2 separate regions of the Homo sapiens genome follow, and region 1 is linked to region 2. A link is an interaction called in ENCODE POLR2A ChIA-PET data of the cell type or tissue named here. Cell type or tissue: GM12878. All regions are shown on one strand. Each heading gives the region's core, and the rest is flanking DNA. Links, peaks and the distances in the headings are about the cores only. Region 1 has its middle 6.1 kb from the start of SNX29-AS3. Region 2 overlaps SNX29 (sorting nexin 29).

Evidence for each region. ChIA-PET counts read pairs that join two places held together with the same protein. Peaks named below come from ENCODE experiments on the same cell type or tissue, not always from the same donor. Only the 100,000 strongest peaks of a DNase experiment are listed, where the experiment ranks them.
Region 1: POLR2A ChIA-PET joins it to region 2 with 5 read pairs; 1 of 35 experiments calls an interaction of 5 or more read pairs at or near these places.

Annotation. Positions count from the first base shown.
Region 1 is chr16:12,612,685-12,621,859 of GRCh38, reverse strand. No RefSeq gene overlaps it. Among named protein-coding and RNA genes, the nearest start is that of SNX29-AS3, 6.1 kb to the right of the region's middle. RefSeq lists enhancers at 7,905-8,064, 8,245-8,384, 7,515-8,714 and a cis regulatory region at 8,875-9,175. In GM12878, for the core only: no CTCF peak of the experiment used is centred there; DNase peaks (open chromatin) are centred at 4,289 and 8,069.
Region 2 is chr16:12,076,069-12,085,243 of GRCh38, reverse strand. It overlaps SNX29 (sorting nexin 29), which reads right to left. Exons shown (of 21, transcript NM_032167.5): 11 at 6,329-6,411. It also overlaps the pseudogene RPS23P6. Among named protein-coding and RNA genes, the nearest start is that of SNX29, 100 kb to the right of the region's middle. In GM12878, for the core only: no CTCF peak of the experiment used is centred there; a DNase peak (open chromatin) is centred at 4,874; H3K27ac peaks cover 1,339 bases.

The DNA of each region.
Region 1 (9,175 bases), core at 372-8,371, 540 kb before region 2:
ATGTGGGGGTTTCCTTTTTCTTGGTGCTATCTTGGCCTAATGTCTGAGAAGCAGTGTCCTAGGCGGTGTCCCGCTGACCCAAATCCCCAAGGAGTGCTGGGAGCCACTGTGGGTGACTGGGGGAGGGAGATTGCACACCCAATTAGGCCAGAACTGTGAGGAAGGGGGGAGAGCATGGGGTTTGGGGCCAGTTCGCTCCAGTTCCAAGGACAAGTGGTTCTTTGCTTACTAATGAGGCCCTAAGATGTCCTTTTCTAAGCTTGTTTCCTGCATATAAGTAGAAAGGGGTACAAATGACAAAGGATGCAAAGCATTTAGCATGCAGTCTACTTGGTAAAAGGAGCCTGTTGCTTTAAGTATCATTCTTATTCCCATAGTTTACAATTTACAGCGTGAGAACTGAAGAGGGTAGCAATTGACTAAACTGCTCTATGTGCCTCATGGCAAAAGTCACAGCAAGAACAGGGCAGCCTGGAAGGCACCTGTGGATGAGGCCAGGACGGTTGAGTCTGGAAATCGCAGGGAATGTTGATCAGACAGCACGGTGATATCAGGGTTTGGGAAACTCTGGAAAGAGCTGCCTCCACTTGTAGCCGGGACCTGGGTTGGGCGGGTGCACTTATTCTAGAACTGTAGCCTTCAGTATGGCAGCCACCAGCCACAGGTGGCTTTCATACACTTGAAGAGTTGTCAAGGCTAGGTGTGGTGGCTCAAGCCTGTAATCCGAGCACTTTGGGAGGCTGAGATTGGATATTCACTTGAGCTCAGGAGTTTGAGATCAGTCTGGGCAACATGGCGAAACCCCATCTCTACCAAAAATTAAAAAATTAGCCAAGCATGGTGGCACATGCATATGGTCTTAGCTACTCCAAGAGGCTGAGGTGGGAGAACCATTTGAGCCTAGGAGGCGGAGGTTGCAGTGAGCTGTGATCCTGCCACTACAGCGTGCGTGACAGTGAGACCCTGTCTTCACAACCACCACCACCTCCCAAAAAAGGTTGGTGTGACCGAGGTAACTGGATTGAATTGTATTTCAACCACTCTGGAATAAATTGTAAGACCTGTTACTCATTCTGTTACTGGGAAGCTTAAATATGTTGGAAACAACTTAAGTATATGAATGTCCTTCTCAATGGAAAATTTTATGAAACTTAAATTTGTAGTAAAATTTTGCATCTGGATTGAGATATAGTAGGAGCCTAAGACACATGGCAAATTTGAAAGAATTAGTACCCCTCCAAAAGTGAATAGCTCGTAAATGTTTATAGTGACTCGAAATACTTCTGATATAGTGTTTAAATATAGTACTAAAATTGCACCTTTTTCTTTCTGCAATGGGTTCTGGTAGTGTTAGAAGATACACATATGGTTTGTATCTATTTTCTTTGGACAGTACTGCTGGGAATGGTTCATCCTACTTTGTCAACATTATTTTTTCATTTGGACCATTTTGGTAGCCAAAAAAATGTTCTACCATTTGTTTTAATTTCTCTCCCTGCCACGTGAGGTCAGACATGTTCTTGGGTCTATTGGTTTAATTCTGGAAATTGTGTGCCTATTTTATTACAGTATTCTTGGTCTTTTCTACCTTGGTTTGTAGAACTTTCTATATTACATATGTACTTAATGCTCTTCTAGATTTCTCTGCCTTTGGGTTTTTGGCTTCTGTTATTTGATACAAAGAAGTTAAGGTTTTTATTAAAGATAAACTATTTTCTCTATGTTCAGGAACCCTTTTTGATGCTTTCATTTTTACTGCTTGGGTGATGATCTCATCTGGGCTTTTAGAATGCAGTGTAAAGTAAGTATCCAACTAATGGGAAAGCTGGGGGACAAAACAGATTTCTATTTTAAATGGGTTTTTACTCAGTTGGTTCATCCTTTGTCTTGATTTTTAAGATTGTTGGTGTGACTAAAGTCTTTTAATAGCAGCAAATGTAAACACCTGCAGAAGGTGTTTGGTTTTTTTTTTTGTTTTGGGTGGGGGGAGGTGGTAGGAGTCAAAAAAAAAAAAAAAAAAAAAAAAAGTCCAGCCTGTTGCCCAGGCTGGAGTGCAGTGGCGTGATCTTAGCTCACTGTAACCTCTGCCTCCCCGGTTCAAGCGATTCTTTTGCCTCAGCCGCCTCAGCAGCTGGGACTACAGGTGCATGCCACTGTGCCTGGCTAATTTTTTGTATTTTTAGTAGAGACGGTTTCATCAGGTTGGCCAGGCTGGTCTCAAACTCCTCGCCTCAAGTGATCCACCCGCCTCTCAAAGTGCTGGGATTACAGGCATGAGACAGCACCTAGCCAGAAGAATTTGACCCAGGGGGCATATGGTGGAAGGAAAGCCCAAGGCAAGTTTTAGAGCAGGAATGAAAGGAAGGTAAAGTATACTTGGAAGGAGGCCAAGTGGGTGACTTGAGAGATGATGGGCACTGGCTGATCTTTGACATGGGTTTGTATGTTGGCATGCTTCTGGGGTCTTGGGTCCCTTTCCTGATTTTTTTTTTCCCTTGGGGTGGGCTGTCCACATGTGCAGGGCCTGTCAGCACTTAGGAGTGGAGCATGCCCAGTGTGCTTACTGAAGCTGTGCACAAGCCCACTTGAGGTGTTCTTCTCTTACCAGTCGAGTGTTTAAAACTCTGCTATTTTGCCTCTCTGCATGTTTGAGCCCACTTGCCCAGCTCCTGAGATCTTACTGGTAAGCTGTTGATGACCAGTTTAGGGTGTCTTTTTTTTTTTTTTTTTTTTTTTTTTTTTTTTTTTCTTGAGACGAATTCTTGCTCTGTTTCCCAGGCTGGAGTGCAGTGGCACAATCTCAGCTCACCTCAACCTCTGCCTCCTGGGTTCAAGCGAGTCTCCTGCCTCAGCTTCCCGAGTAGTTGGGACTACAGGAGTTCATCACCATGCCTGGCTAATTTTTGTATTTATAGCAGAGACGGGGTTTCACTATGTTGGCCAAGCTGGTCTCAAACCCTTGATCTCATGATCCACCCACCTCGGCCTCCCAAACTGGGATTACAGGCATGAGCAACTGTGCTCGCCCTCAGGTGTGTCTATCTGTTGTAAGCCTGCCTTTCCCTGGCACTGGCTGAGACCAATTATTTCAGACCATTAACAACTGCCAGAACATGACCTGGTAGTGCCCTGGCATTCCTGGTGGTGGTGGGGGGATGGGGGCTGCTGCTTCCCTGCTCATGTCTGACTAGCTACCCACTGTACCATGACCACCTACCATGATTCTAGGACTCAGTCTCCTTCCCCCTTCCCTGGGGCAGATCTTGTTCAGTTTCATGTGCACTTTCCCAGGCCTTTCCTATGCGTTAACATCTATGCTTTCAGCAACTGTTAGGTATAAACTGTATCATGTACATATCATTCAGCAACTTGGTTTTTTCGCTGCTTGCAGCTCAGCTGTATCAGTATACTCGGAGAAATTTTCTAACTGCTTGGTTTATTATGGTCCAAATATATAAAAGTTTACACAACCATCCTATCAATTGGACGCGATCTGGGTGGTTTCCTGTTGTTTTTCTTTACTACACACAGCTCAGGCCCCTGGCCAGGCCATCTTGATGTTTGGGTAAATGCTTTTCAAGCGGAGATACTGATGGTGGCTCCATCTTGGGGCATGCACATATTTCTTTGTCAAAATTTTCTCCAAAACGGTTATAGGAATTGGACCACAAGTGAGGTGTGAGAACACCTGATCATATTTAAGCTTTTGGTGATTTAATAGCTAGAAATACTTCATTAACCTATAGCCCCCTGATTGCTGATGAGGTGAACATCTTTTCATATGGTCAGTGAGTGCATTTTCTGTGAATTGCTTATTTATATCCACTTTTTGATTAGTATCTCATTTTCTTGGGAAATGGGGAGGCCTTGGGGAGAGAAGCCTATTTTCTTGACCAGTTTCAGCCAATGTAAAAAACAAAAGGGGTGTTCTCTAAAGCACATACATTGTAGATTGGCAGTCAGCAAACTCTGGCAACAGGAAACCGGTTGTGTGGAGGACAGTTTTTCCACAGATGGGGTTGGTGGGAGGGGAGGACAGTTTGGGAGATGGTTCAGGCACCTTACATTTCTCGTGTACTTTAAAATTATGACATAATAATGAAACTACACAACTCACCATAATGTAGAATCAGTGGGAGCCCTGACCTTGTTTTCCTGAAACTAGACGGCCCCATCTGGAGGTGGGAGGTGGGAGACAGTGACAGATCATTTGGCATTAGTTACCTTGTCAGAAGGAGCACGCAATCTAGATCCCTCACACGCGCAGTTCACAATAGGGGTTCATTCTCCTGTGAGAATCTAATGCTGCCACTGATGGACAGGCAGAGCTCAGGTGGTGATGTGACCAATGGGAAGAAGCTGTAAATACAGACGCTTTGTTCGCCAGCTGCTTACCTTCTGCTGTGTCACCTGCTCCTAATGGGCCACGAACGTTTCTTGGTCTGTGGCCTGGGGTTTGGGGACCCTTGTCATTAACAATTTGCTGTAAGTTACAAATACCTTCTGGAATGTTGGTGTTACTTTGTTCATATTTTTGTCATGCAGAACCTCAACACTTCACTGTGGTCATCAGTCATTTCTTCTATAGTTTTTGAAAAACTTATTTGTAAGTCTAATAGTGCAAGGTCTATAAATTGTATTTCATTATTCAAATAGTTCGAGGATTTGCTAAAGTTCACTTTTGTGTGTGACAAGTGTTCCAATGTACTGTTTTTCTGGATGCACAGGCAGTTGTTTTAAGACTGAGTCTTGCTCTGCTCATGTGAAAATACCCGCTTTAACCTCTGTCAAACCTTTGTCTCTACTTGGGTGTTGATTCTTTGGTTTATGTATTCCTGCCCTGGTTTCATAGAGCTTTGTAATATGATTCTTGTTTGTAGTGGTCAAAGTTTCCCTTTATTTTTCCCTTCCCAAAACTGCCCTAGCTCTTCTGCGTTTCAGAATAAGTTGGTCAAATTCTACAAAGAATTGACATACGGAACAAGGGTTGTGATGCATTACGTTCATAAAATTTGGGAAGAATTGACTGACAGTCTTTGAGGGTGATACAAGTCTGTCATTTAGTGAAAATTTAGTTTTATATAGATCGTTTAAAATAAGATTTAGCTTTGCGGCTATTGTTTCTAAAAAGCTTTGTGTTGTATATTTGACTTGTTCGTTTTTACGTTGATACAGTATGGGACTACCCTGCTCAAAGTAAATGTCAGTTTCCTGACCATTTTCTAGCTTGGAGAATAATGTGTAAACAACTGCAATTTTGTATCGCCCTGCTACTTAAAATTCTTATTACATAAGCTACAACCTCAAGTGCAATTTTGAAAAGTAGCAATGGGAGGGGTGCAGGGGCTCAGACCTGTAATCCTAGCACTTTGGGAGAGAAGATGGCTTGAGCCCAGGAGTTCAAGACCAGCCTTGTAGTCCCAGCTACTCAGGACGCTGAGGTGTAGAGGAGGATCTTTCAAGCCTGGGGAGGTCAACGTAGGAGGATCCCTTGAGTTGAGGGAGGTTGAGGGTGCAGTGAGCCATGATCGTGCCACTGTACTCCAGCCTGGCTAACAGAGGAGACCCTGTCTTTCCCCTATCCCCACCACCCAAAAACGATAGCATGAGTCTCTTGTTCTTTATACTTGGGGACATCTTAAGGCTATTAATACAGTTGCTATTGACCGGAGGTTAATTCTTAGAGCAGGGTGATATTAGTATATCTATTCAAGCTTTATGTCACATTTTAATATAGAGGGCTGAGTTAGTGTCACTTTTTCTTCTTTCTTGTATGATGTCTTGTTTAAACATGAGACCAGTAGCTTCGTGTGGCATAAAATTGTTAGGTCATGGCTCAATCCTTTAAACTTTGTTCTATTCTGGATTTTTTTAAAAAAAACTGCGGCCTATTGTGGTTAACATTTTATTATCCTGGATATATGCAGGATTATATAAGAACTTTGCCAAGCTAGAGATCTCCTTTCACCTGTTCTGTTGATGCTTTCTGATCCATGAAATGAGTATTTTCAGCTCCAAGTTACTTCAGCTATATCCTTGTTAATTGTTTCAATTACTAGGGAAAGGATTGGTTTCGTCATTCTTTTTTGTCCTCCGTATTATTAGTTTTCTGGTTCTTCTCCTTTAATGTTTTTCTGGTCTTTGGCCCTTCTGCTTTATGGGAGAAAAGGATTTTCTGAAGTCATTTGGTATCTCCAATGCTGAGTTACCCCCCCACCCCCCAACTTTTTTTTTTTTTTTAAACACACGGTCTCACCCTATGCTTTAGGCTGGAGTGTAGTGGTAAGATCATAGCCTCGATCTCCTGGGCTCGAGTGATCCTCCACAAGTATCTGGGGACTACTAGTGCATGCCACCACTCCTGGCTAATTTTTAAACTTTCGTAGAGACAAGGTCTTGCTATCTTGTCGGGGATGGTCTCAAACTCCTCAACTGGAGCAATCCTCGTGCCTTGGCCTCCGAAATTGCTGGGATTATAGGCATGAGCCACCAGGCCTGGTCTGACTCGTTCAATGTAGTTAAATCTTCTGTAACAAGGTTCTCTTATACTTTGGGGGATGGCCCCATTTAGGCAAAAATAAGATTTCTTACTATTTTCCAGTGATAAGTACTTGTTAGAACTATGATAATGGATTATATGTGCATATCATAACTCAAAGGCTTTGACACGCATTATCTGATTTGATTACCAGTCATGCATTTAAAGAGATTAGTGTATCCTTTTTCAAAGGATACACTAAGAGGTGAACTGAGGGTGTTCTGTAGCGACTTAATGTTGTAACTAGTAGGTAAAAGCAGAGAGCTAGTATTTAACTCCCAGTCCCCATATTGGCTGACCACTGAATTGCCTGGGCAGGTTCCTAAATGCTTTCTTGCCAGAGAATTCCCTAGATCTGCCTACAGAAAGCACACAGGTGTCTGTGAAAGGCAGGGGCACCCAGGGGTCAAGAGCAAAGGCTCTAGAGTGAGCATGTGTACATCTGTAAATGCTGAAAATCTGAGACAGGTTGCAGTTAATCCAGAAAGTTTATTTTGCCAAAGTTGAACACACCTGTCTGTGACACTCTCAGGAGTTCCTGACGACCTGTGCCCGAGGTGGTCAGAACACAACTGGCTTTTACACTTCCTAGGGAGACATAACACATCCATCAATACGTGCTGGATGAACATTGGTTCGGTCTGGAAAGACGGGGCAGGTCTAGAAAGGCAAGACAACTTGAAGCAAAGCTGGGAGGACTCGACGGCGCGGTGGGGGAGGGGCGGGGTGGGCTTCCAGGTCCTAGGTAGATAAGAGACAAATGGTTCCATTCTTCTGACTTTAAGTTCTTTTTTTTGGTGGTTTTTTCAATGTAACTTAAAGACTTACCGTAATTTAGAGTTTATTACCCTGAGTCTTGAGCCAACTTGGCTGACTGTGAAATGCAAGGTATATTCATGAGAGAACTGCGACTCTCACATGAAGATTTTAGTATACACGGTTAAACACTTACTGTTACTGCAGAATCAACGTTCTCTTTCTGTGATTTCAAGTTATAAACTGATAATGCATAACCTTGTCTGAAAAGAGACGATGTGCCCAAGGAGAGCACACGTGCATGATTGCAGCTTTGGCCCTGAGCACGATGCTTTTCTTTTTGGAGAGTGGATTCCAAACACAGTGGCTGTCACAAGGCTTCTCATGGACCAAGATGTTATAAATAATCGGTGCCATAAAAGAAATAGCACTGAAATGTAAATTTAACTTTCTGCAGCTTTTACTTCTATAGAAGGGTGCAACTCGTGAGTGGAGCAATACTGAGGGCATACCTGAACAAGGGATGGGAAGGGGTTTTTATTCCTGATGTAGGTAGCCCCTACTGCTGTGTCATTCCCCTATTGGCTAAGGTCGGACCACACAGTCTAAGCTAATTCCGATTGCCTATTTTAAAGAAAGCCAGGGGTATGAGTCGGAGTGGTGGGGGTGAGTAGCTTGGCAGGAAAGACGGTTACAGAACAGGTGACTAAGGATGAGTCAGGACACAGCAGGTGACCAGGGTGACTCAGGTCAAAGCAGGTGACCAGTGGAACAGATGTGAACTACTGATTAGAACTGGTGGGAAAGTTGCTCACTGAATCTAGAGGCAAGGGGGTGAAGGAAAACCACAAAAAACGTTAAAATGGAGAACAAAGAATGAGAGAGCTGAACATACTGACATAATGATTCTTTGAAGAGAAACTTGGAGTTCACTATATTTAACAAAGAGGTGGTGGAAGGCGTGGAAAGAAAAGGAACAAGCATCCTGTCTTGGTCCCTGTCCTTCAGCCCTTGAGTTCAAAGGGCAGAGGCATCGAAATGTTTGTCGGATTAATGATTAACATCTGCTGGTCTGCCGCCGTTCTCCTTGGGAGCATGGCCAAGGTCTACATCCCCTATTCTTCCCCCTCTATCTGGCTTGATCTGTGACTTTCATCTAATTTACAAACATTTGCATTGAAATGACAATCTCAAGGCTCAAAGACTTCAACCTCAAGCACCATGTAGTAGCCCAGTGAATTTTTTTTTTTTTTAAGCAGCGGGGGTGGGCTTTGGGGAGACGGGGGAATGAGTAAGAAACTTCTTGGGTCTGTTATCAGAGGCATTCGAACCAGAGCAACTCCGTCCTGAATGAGGGCTAGGAAAATGAGGCTGGAACTTGGGAGGCGGCATTCTGGACTGGTAGCTATTCTTGGCCTCTAGATGTTTCTGGTTAAGGGAACAGATTAATAACACTTAAAAATTATTGATGCCACAAAAGAAATAGCACTTGAAAATTTCCTCAAGGCAATTTTACTTCTATAGAAGGGTGACTTACAGATGGAGCAATGGCGAGAGCACAGCTGAACCAAGGGAGAGGAAGGGGTTCTTATTTCTGAGACAGGTAGCCTCTACTGCTGTCATTCCCCTATTGGCTAGGGTTGGACCACAGTGTAAGCTAATTCCGAATGGCTATTTTAAAGAGCAGTGGGTACAAGTCTGAGAAGCAGGAATGACTGCTACAGAACCGGTGACTCACGATGATTGAAGTCAGAGCAGGTAACCAGCGTTGACTCAGGATGGAGTAGGTGACCAGGGCAACACATGTGACCTACTGATTAGAACTGGTGGAAAAGCTTGTTTACTGAAACTAGGGGCAAGGAGATGAGAACGAGGAAGTTA
Region 2 (9,175 bases), core at 308-8,307:
TCCAGAAGTTTGCTTTGAGGGTTTGTCAGGAACTGGTGGTAAGAGCTGACAGAAGAGGAGGCAGAAAAGCAAAGCCACTGGCCATGCGGGTGACTTCAGACAAGGGGAAAGGGCCCAGAGGGGACAGAAGACACTCACTGCCCTGGGGATTTCTTTTTTTTTTCTTTTTCTTTTTGAGACGGGTCTAGCCCTGTCACCCAGGCTGGAGTGCAGTGGTGTAATCATAACTCACTGCAGCCTTGACCTCCTGGGCTCAAAGAATCCTCCTGCCTCAGCCTCCCAATTAGCTGGGAATACAGGTACGCACCACCATATCCAGGTAATTTTTTTTATTTTTTATAGAGACAGAGTCTCACTATGTTGGCCTGGCTAGTCTCAAACTCCTGCCCTCAAGTGATCTGCCCACCTTGGCCTCCCAAAGTGCTGGGATTACAGGTGTGCGCCACTGCACCCGGCCTATTTATTGACTCTTAACTCTGATCCTGATGCTGTTCTAAGCACATCACAGTTATCTTCATGGCCGCCCATGATTTGGGTGTTGATCCTGTCACTCTATCTTGATAAGGACACGGTACTGAGGGGGCTGGGGCCACTCAGCTGGAACCTGAGCCCAGGCAGCTGAGCTTCCGAGTGTGCCCTCCCGGCCCTGAGGGCACATGGCCTCCCGAGAGCAACAGGCACAGCTGCAACTCCAACCCCAGGTACAGCTCCGTGTGCCCGAAACAAGAACTGGGAACCTACCTGCAGAAATGCAAGGCATCCCTGAGGCAGAATTATGGGTGTTTTAGTTTGCTCCAAACTGTCTTTACTGCTTTGCTAAATAATTAACTTTTTCACTTTGGAAAGCCGAGGTGGGCGGATCACAAGGTCAGGAGTTCGAGACCAGCCTGGCCAACATGGTGAAACCCTGCCTCTACTAAAAGTACAAAAATTAGCTGGGTGTGGTGGCGGGCATCTGTAATCCCAGCTACTCATGAGGCTGAGGCAGGAGAATAGCCTGAATCCGGGAGGCGGAGGTTTCAGTGACCCGAGATCGTGCCACTGCACTCCAGCCTGGGCGATAAGAGCAACACTCCGTCTCAAAAAAAAAAAAAAATTAACTTTTTCATAACAGGCTTTTGTATTTTCTGAAGTACCAGAGGGCCTTGCAGTAGGAGAACAATCATGTGGGTCTGGATACACCATCTTCTCTTCAGTAGTAAATAACCACAAGAATACAGTCCCTCTGAATGCCTCAGGACAAAACACCCTTTGCAATTTCAGAGATACCTGAGAGGGAAAGGTTGCTCGATAGAAGACTTCACAATTATCCGCAGGCACTGAGGATTAAATTACCTAGCTCTAGCTCAATTACAGTACAGAGGCAGCCACCTCCACAGATTATTACACGAAGCCAGGGAAGCCACTTGGCGGGATGTGAGTGAAGCATTCGCTGCTTTGTGGGGCAGAGCTGATGAGTTTCTTTGCCAAGCTCCTCTGGGGTTTCCAAGAGTCCAGTGACTGCTCTAGAGGAGAATCTCAGGTGCTTCACATGCAGCAATGGGATGCTCCATCTGAACTGGGACGGCATTTGCGACACTCACTCCTGGGACAACTCATGCTATGGACTGAATTGCATCCCTTCCCTAATGAACCAGTGGAAGACCTAACTCCCAATCGGAGTTTATATGGAGACAAGGCCTTAATGAGGTAATCAAAGTTAATAAGGTCATAAGCATGGGGCTCTGATCCCACAGGACCGGTGCCCTTATAAGAAGAGATAAGGGACACCAGGATGTGCCTGCAGAGGAAAGGCCACATAAGGACAGAGAGAAGGTGGCTGTCTGCAAGCCAAGGAAAGAGGCCTTACCAGAAATCAACCCTGCTGGCACCTTGATCTTGGTCTTTCAGCCTCCAGAACTGTAAGAAAATAAGTTTTGAGGGGTTTTTTTTTTTTTTGAGACATAGTCTTGCTCTGTCGCCCAGGCTGGAGTGCAGTGGTGCAATCTCAGCTCACTGCAGCCTTTGCCTCCCAGGTTCAAGCGATTCTCCTGCCTCTGCATCCCGAGTAGCCGAGATTACAGGTGCCAGCCACCACACCATGCTAATTTTTTGTATTTTTAGTAGAGACAGGGTTTCACCATGTTGGCCAGGCTGGTTTTGAACTCCTGACCTCAAGTGATTCCCCCCACCTCGGCCTCCCAAAGTGCTAGGATTACAGGCATGAGCCACCGTGCCCGGCCGAGAAAATAAGTTTTTGTTGTTGAAGCCACCCTATCTGTGGCCCCTTGTTATGGTAGCCCAAGCAAATACCCCGGACACCCAGACAGACCCACTCTTCTTACTCCTCTTGCATGTGACACAGGAGGTGATGGCAGGGTGGGAAAACACAAGTGAAAACCACCCTTCGCTCAAAATTTCTAGGATTCCTGACCCCTCATCTGTGCTGGATGACATCCAGGGTAGACAACAGCACTGTCCTTGAAGACTCCTAAAGGTACAGGCACCGCAGAAGACAGAAGCCCCTTGTCCCAGCCACCCACACACAATCCTAACCACAGACCACGTTTCTACCAAGTATCAAGGCTCAAATGCAGACATGGTGACATTTTTTTCTTCAGAGATTCAAGGTATAAGCTCTGGATATGTCCCAAACTTGCTCAAAATGCCAAATAATAAAATGATATAGTTTCTAAAAAATTGTCTGAGTCAAAACAAGAAAAACAATCTACGCCTCTGTCACTGGCCTAACTCGAGCATGTTTAAGGGCATGTATGTCATCACTGAAAATGCACAGGCAAGGCCAGTGACTTCCTCAAAGACAGAAAGCGGCTGAGGAAGGCCCAGACACCATGCTCTATGTGGACCTGAGACGCAGCTGACAAAGCAAACCGTGTTTATCTGAGATGCTGGGACCTCAGCCCCGGCCGCAGGAACTCTTGGGAAACAGAATGTCAGACACCTGCCAGGGCACACAGGGATGCCTGCAGCCCTACTTACGGTGCCTACAAAGGCTCGCAGGCATGATCTCGGGGCTGCTGTCCTTTAAAAAAAAAAAATGCCCATAAATCAAAACGCAGTGTTCTTTACAGTAGCTGTGCCTCACAGCCAGAGTCAAGTCTTGTCCATCTACACCACGGTGCCACCCACACAGAGACAGAATCATAGGTGCTGGGAAGCGATGTGGCGTTAGATCCCAGCAAGTCACAGGAGTGGCTTCTTTTCTCATCCTCAGTCCTCTCCATTACCATCAGTTCAGTAACAGGATAGCCTCAACACCTAATGTGACTCGCTGACACATCTCTTTGCCTTTGGCTTATAAAAATATATTTCTACTGTGTTTTCACCATCAAAATGTATTATCTTGGTCTTTCCTTCTTGCCTTTGCATAGGACCAAGGGAGAGCTACACTGACTACTCTGAGAACCTTAACTCGGACCCCAGGGATGTCACCAACAGCATGATCTTTGTGACCAAATCCAGCAATCAGAACTTCACCAAGGTTTTATCCCTAAATTTTTTTCCCCGAAATTTTTATTTTAGCTTTTTTTTTCTTTTCTTTTCTTTTCTTTTTTTTTTTTTTTTTTTTTGAGACAAAGAGTCTCGCTCTGGCACCCAGGCTGGAGTGCAGTGTCGCCATCTCGGCTCACTGCAACCTCCACCTCCCGGGGTTTAAGCAATTCTCTTGCCTCAGCCTCCCGAGTAGCTGGGATTACAGACATCTGCCACCACGCCTGGCTACAGAACTTCATTGTTGTCCTCAACTGAAGTCAAGCAGTCATCACTGAGTACAGAAGCTGTGATTTCTTGGTCAGTGGGGCCATAAAGAGCATCCTGATGGCAGGATGTGGCTGTTTGGTTTCAATCCCTACTTTTCCGGCACAATTCCCTTTTGGAGAAGCACTTCCAAAAGGGCTAGGTGCGGGGACTGCACCCAAATGGGCTTTCCTGCACTGCTGATCACCCCACTTCTGGTCTTGCTGGTGGTTACAGAGCTTCCCAGCAGTATGAAGACTGAGATACTTGCCACAGGCCGGGGCCAAAAAGAAGCAGCACTCATCTCTCTTTTGAACAACAAGAGTGGGTATCAATCGGAACCCAGGGCAGGCAACCACGCCAGGCACACTTAGTAATAGTTTCCTTCCACTGTCTTCATTTTACAGCGACCTGCTGGTTTCGTTAACTCATAGTGACTCTCCATTTACAGTAGTGAGATAAAGCTTCCTTTTTCAAAAAATAAAGGAATTCAATTTGTTTAAGTGCATCATTAAAAGTAAACTACAGTCTGGGCACGGTGGCTCACACCTGTAATCCCAGCACTTTGGGAGGCTGAGACCGGCAGATCATGAGGTCAGGAGTTCAAGACCAGCCCGGCCAACATGGCGAAACCCCATCTCTACTAAAAATACAAAAATTAGCCGGGCGTGGGCCTGTAATCCCAGCTACTTGGGAGGCTGACGCAGGAGAATCGCTTGAACCCAGGAGGTGGAGGTTGCAGTAAGCTGAGATCGTGCCATTGCACTCCAGCCTGGGAGACAAGAGCAAGACTCTGTCTCAAAAAAAAAAAAAAAAGTAAACTGTAGTAGGCCGGGCACGGTGGCTCATGCCTGTCATCCCAGCGCTTTGGAAGGCTGAGGCGGGTGGATCGCTTGATCCTAGGAGTTCAAGACCAGCCTGGACAGCATGGTGAGACCTCAACTCTACAAAAAAATAAATAAATAAAAATGAATAATAAAGTAAACTATAGGGTAAGTAACAGTACTGTGGTAAACAAAAGATTGACAGGTGAAAAGCAGCCAGCTACATACTCACCCACCCTGTGTCCCATGGACTGAGTGATCTATTAACACCTGCTCAGCGGAGTTCAGGGCTGAGCAGCGCCACAGTAAACCACACATGCTCACATACAAAAAGTGCGGCCAGCCGTTCCCACGCAGCAGCCTTACGGTGTCTGCTCACTTCCTGCTTCACCCTTGAATCAAAGAATGCTGGGTGCCTCCCAAACTCTTTCTTCCTTCCTTAGCAACAAAAACTAATTTCCTTTTTATCAAGAACAATTGCCCCCTCTGCAGCCAAGGGGGACCATGACATGAATGCTGGCCCAAGACACGAGTGGTATACTGTAAGCACCTTCTAGTGAAGGTCGGGGGAGCTTCAACGTTTTTGTACCAAGAGCCCATTTTGTAATCTAGGAATAACCATGGGCTCCTATTCAGGAAAATGTATTAAAATATATAAAACATACCATATCACAAAGGAAACCAATTACATCAAAATAGAATGATCATGATTGAAGAAAATACTATATTTCACCCAGAGCTAAATGAAAAACATTGTAATTTTTTTCCCTATCCAAGCTCAGGCCCCTGAATCCTATATGTAGAAATAGACGAAGTCTCTCTGCTCTCTCCTCCTTCCTGCCGCCTGGAATGAGAATGAAATGGCTGGAGCTAAAATGGCTATTTTGGTCTACAAGGCAAGACAGGAGGAGTCCCGGTCTCTGATGGCCGTGGAGCCACATACCAGCCCCAGCCCATCTACCTCTGGATAGAGAGAAATTTCCATCACATCTCCTTAACCACCGGAACTTCAAGAAGAGTAGGTCTGAATGGCTTTGTGTACAAAAAATAAACCAACTGTTGGTTTACATAGTGTCTGCTCACTTCCTGCTTCACCCTTGAATCAGAAAATGCTAGGTGCCTCCCAAACGCCTTCTTCCTTCCTTAGCAACAAAAGCTAATTTTTTTTTTTAATTGGGAACAAGTGCCCCCTCTGCCTCCAGGGGAGGCCATGGGACAAATGCTGGCTCAAGCCACCAGTGAGATACCAGGAGCACCCGTCAGTTTACATAACAGTTGGTTTATTCTTTGTTATACAAAGCCATTCAAACCTAGTCTTCCTTGCTATATCTCTAATACTTTTTCTAGGTAGTAAAGTTGGAAACAGTTGAAGCCTGATCATTAGCAAAGTTTAATCATCTTGGAGAGACATATTCTTCTTCACTTACAAAAATGAGTCCTTCAGAGTTACAAAGGAAATCCAACTAGAATAGGTCCTCTGTAGCTAACTGCATTATGGGAGGCAAACCCCAAAACCTGGAACCACAGAAGTCTACGGCAAGGCTGCTCCATCCTGAGGCACGCCCTTTAGCGCGCACACGCCCAAGCGCCACGCATTAACCACGGTTCTGGATATCCACAAGCACGTACCACACCTCCAGTCTACAACCAGGGACGTACACACCTGACGTGAACCCACAGTCACAGGGTTAGAAGCACAAAGGCACCGCCATGAGACGTGGGCCAGAAGTCATCCCAGAGCTGGTGGAGGGGGCTGCGAAAGTACTTACTAATTGTCATGGACTCTGGCACTGAGGCAGAAGGTAACAGGCTGCTCAGAGGACTTCCGTGGCCTGGAGAGCTGGCTTCCACACTAGGAAAAAGCAGGCAGGAGGAAGTTACACTCGGCCACTGAAAGTACACACCCTCACCATTCCAAAAACTAGCAGAGGTCGGTTTACTCCGGTACCTCTACTAGAAGGGATAGAGGCAGTCATTGGAAATTAGTCAGGCCTCGTTATCTGCAGATTCCGTATTTGGAAATTCATCTACGCACTAAAATTTATTTGTAACCCCAAAGTCAATACTTGAGGTGCTTTCACAATCATTCATGAACACGTGCAGAGGCCAATAATTTCACTCCCTAATGTGCATAATCTCAGCTGAAGTCGAACAGCTGGGACCTCAGATCTCACACCGTAAACAAGCATCCTCTTTGCTGTCTATTTACTGCCATGTTTTTAGCATTTTTTTTTCCACTTTTCTTTCTTTTGCGTGATCTCGGCTCACTGTAACCTCCACCTCCTGGGTTCAAGCGATTCTTGTGCCTCAGCCTCCCAAGTAGCTGGGATTACAGGCCCGCACCACCACACCCGACTAATTCTTGTATTTTTACTAGAAATGGGGTTTCGCCAAGTTGGCCAGACTGGTCTCAAAGTCCTGACCTCAAGTGATCCACCTGCCTCAGCCTCCCAAAGTGCTGGGATTACAGGCATGACCCACCACACCCGGCCTTTTTTTCCACTTGATTTTATTGTTTAAAATGTCCCCAAGCACAGTGCTGAAGTGGTACTGCCGACAGTTCCTAAGCACAGGAAGGCTGTGATGTGCCGTATGGAGATAATTTGTGAGTTAGAGATGCTTCATTCAGGCATGGCTTACAGTGCTGCTGGCTGTGAATTCAATGTTAATGAATCAACTGCATACATTAAACAAGGTGTCTTTAAACAGGAACAGACATAAAACCAGGTTATGTGTTGATCAGTTGATAAAAATGCTGTGACCAGGCCAGGTGTGGTGGCTCATGCCTGTAATCGCAATACTTTGGGAGGCCGAGGCGGGTGGATCACATGAGGTCAGGAGTTCGAGACCAGCCTGGCGAACATGGCAAAACCCCTTCTCTACTAAAAATACAAAAATTATCTGGGTGTGGTAGCACATGCCTGTAATCCCAGCTACTTGGGAGGCTGAGGCAGGAGAATCACTTCAACCCAGGAAACAGAGGTTGCAGTGAGCCAAGATCACGCCACTGCACTCCAGCCCCGGGCAAAAGAGCAACAGTTCATCTCAAAAACAAAATGTGTGACCAGAGCCTCAAAGCAACTTAACCATGTACTTCCCCTAGGAGCACTGGTTCAGTCTTCATAGCAACTTTATAGAATACAACTACTGGGAATAATAAGAATCAACTGTATGTTTACAAATAATTTACAACATGAAAAATAAAGTTTAGTGTCTTTGGTGAGAACAGCACGGTCATCACATGGTTAACAGAGATACACACACACACACACACACACACACACACACACACACACACCATGACTAGGAGGAAAAGTACCAAAACATCAACAACATAATGAAGTTGAGGGTTAAGACTGATTTTCTTTTTTCATTTACTGTTGCATTTTCCAATTTTTTTTTTTTTAAGACAGGTTCTCACTCCGTTAACTAGGCTGGAGTGCAGTGGTGCAATCTCAGCTCGCTGAAGGCTTGAACTCCTGGGTTCAAGTGATCTTCCCACATCAGTCTCCCAAGTAGCTGACACTACAGGCATGCACCACCACATCTGGATAATTTTTGTTGTTGTTTTATTTGTAAAGACAGGGTCTCACTTGCCCAGACTGGTGGTGTTGAACTCCCGGCCTCAAGTAATCCTCCCACCTTGGCCTCCCAAAGTGCTGAGATTACAGGCATGGGCCACCATGCCTAGTCACATTTTCTAAAATAAATAGCAAAAAAAGACTCCACCCCCTGGAAGGGTCTGGCAACACCAATTCCTTCTGACACTGAACTAACTGCGACAAGCTTCCTACAAGCAATGTCATTTTGAGAGAGCAGAACCCTTGACTGTTCCAGGTAAGACCATGGCATCTAATATGGTTTACGGTAGTCAGGAAGTTCCACTCTAGAGCTAGGTTTGAAAATAAGGATGTAATAGCACCCTGGGACCCCAAATTACAGCCAAGAGGAGAGACAGAAGAAGAAAACGGTAATAGCAGCAAGGATGGCAGTGGCATAAGACTTTGGTGTCCATTTCAGTTCTGCCACCAAGCATCCAGGGTCTCGCTTTGTCACCCAGGCTACATAAAAATGTTATGACCAGGCTGGGCGTGGTGGCTCACGCCTGGAATCCCAGCACTTTGGGAGGCCAAGGCAGGCGGATCACATGAGGTCAGGAGGTCGAGACCAGCCTAGCCAACATGGCGAAACTCCGTCTCTACTGAAAAATACAAAAATTAGCCGGGCATGGTGGTGGACATGTGTAATCCCAGGTACTTGGGAGGCTGAGGCAGGAGAATCACTTGAACCCAGGAGGCGGATGTTGCAGTGAGCCAAGATGGTGCCACTGCACTCCAGCCTGGGCGACAGAGTAAGACTGTCTCAAAAAAAAAAAAAAAAAGGGAGGAGCCAAGATGGCCGAATAGGAACAGCTCCAGTCTACAGCTCCCAGCGTGAGTGACGCAGAAGATGGGTGATTTCTGCATTTGCATCTGAGGCACTGGGTTCATCTCACTACGGAGTGCCAGACAGTGGGTGCAGCGCACCATGCACCAGCCAAAGCAGGGTGAGGCATTGCCTCACTCGGGAAGCGCAAGGGGTCAGGGAGTTCCCTTTCCTGTTCAAGGAAAGGGGTG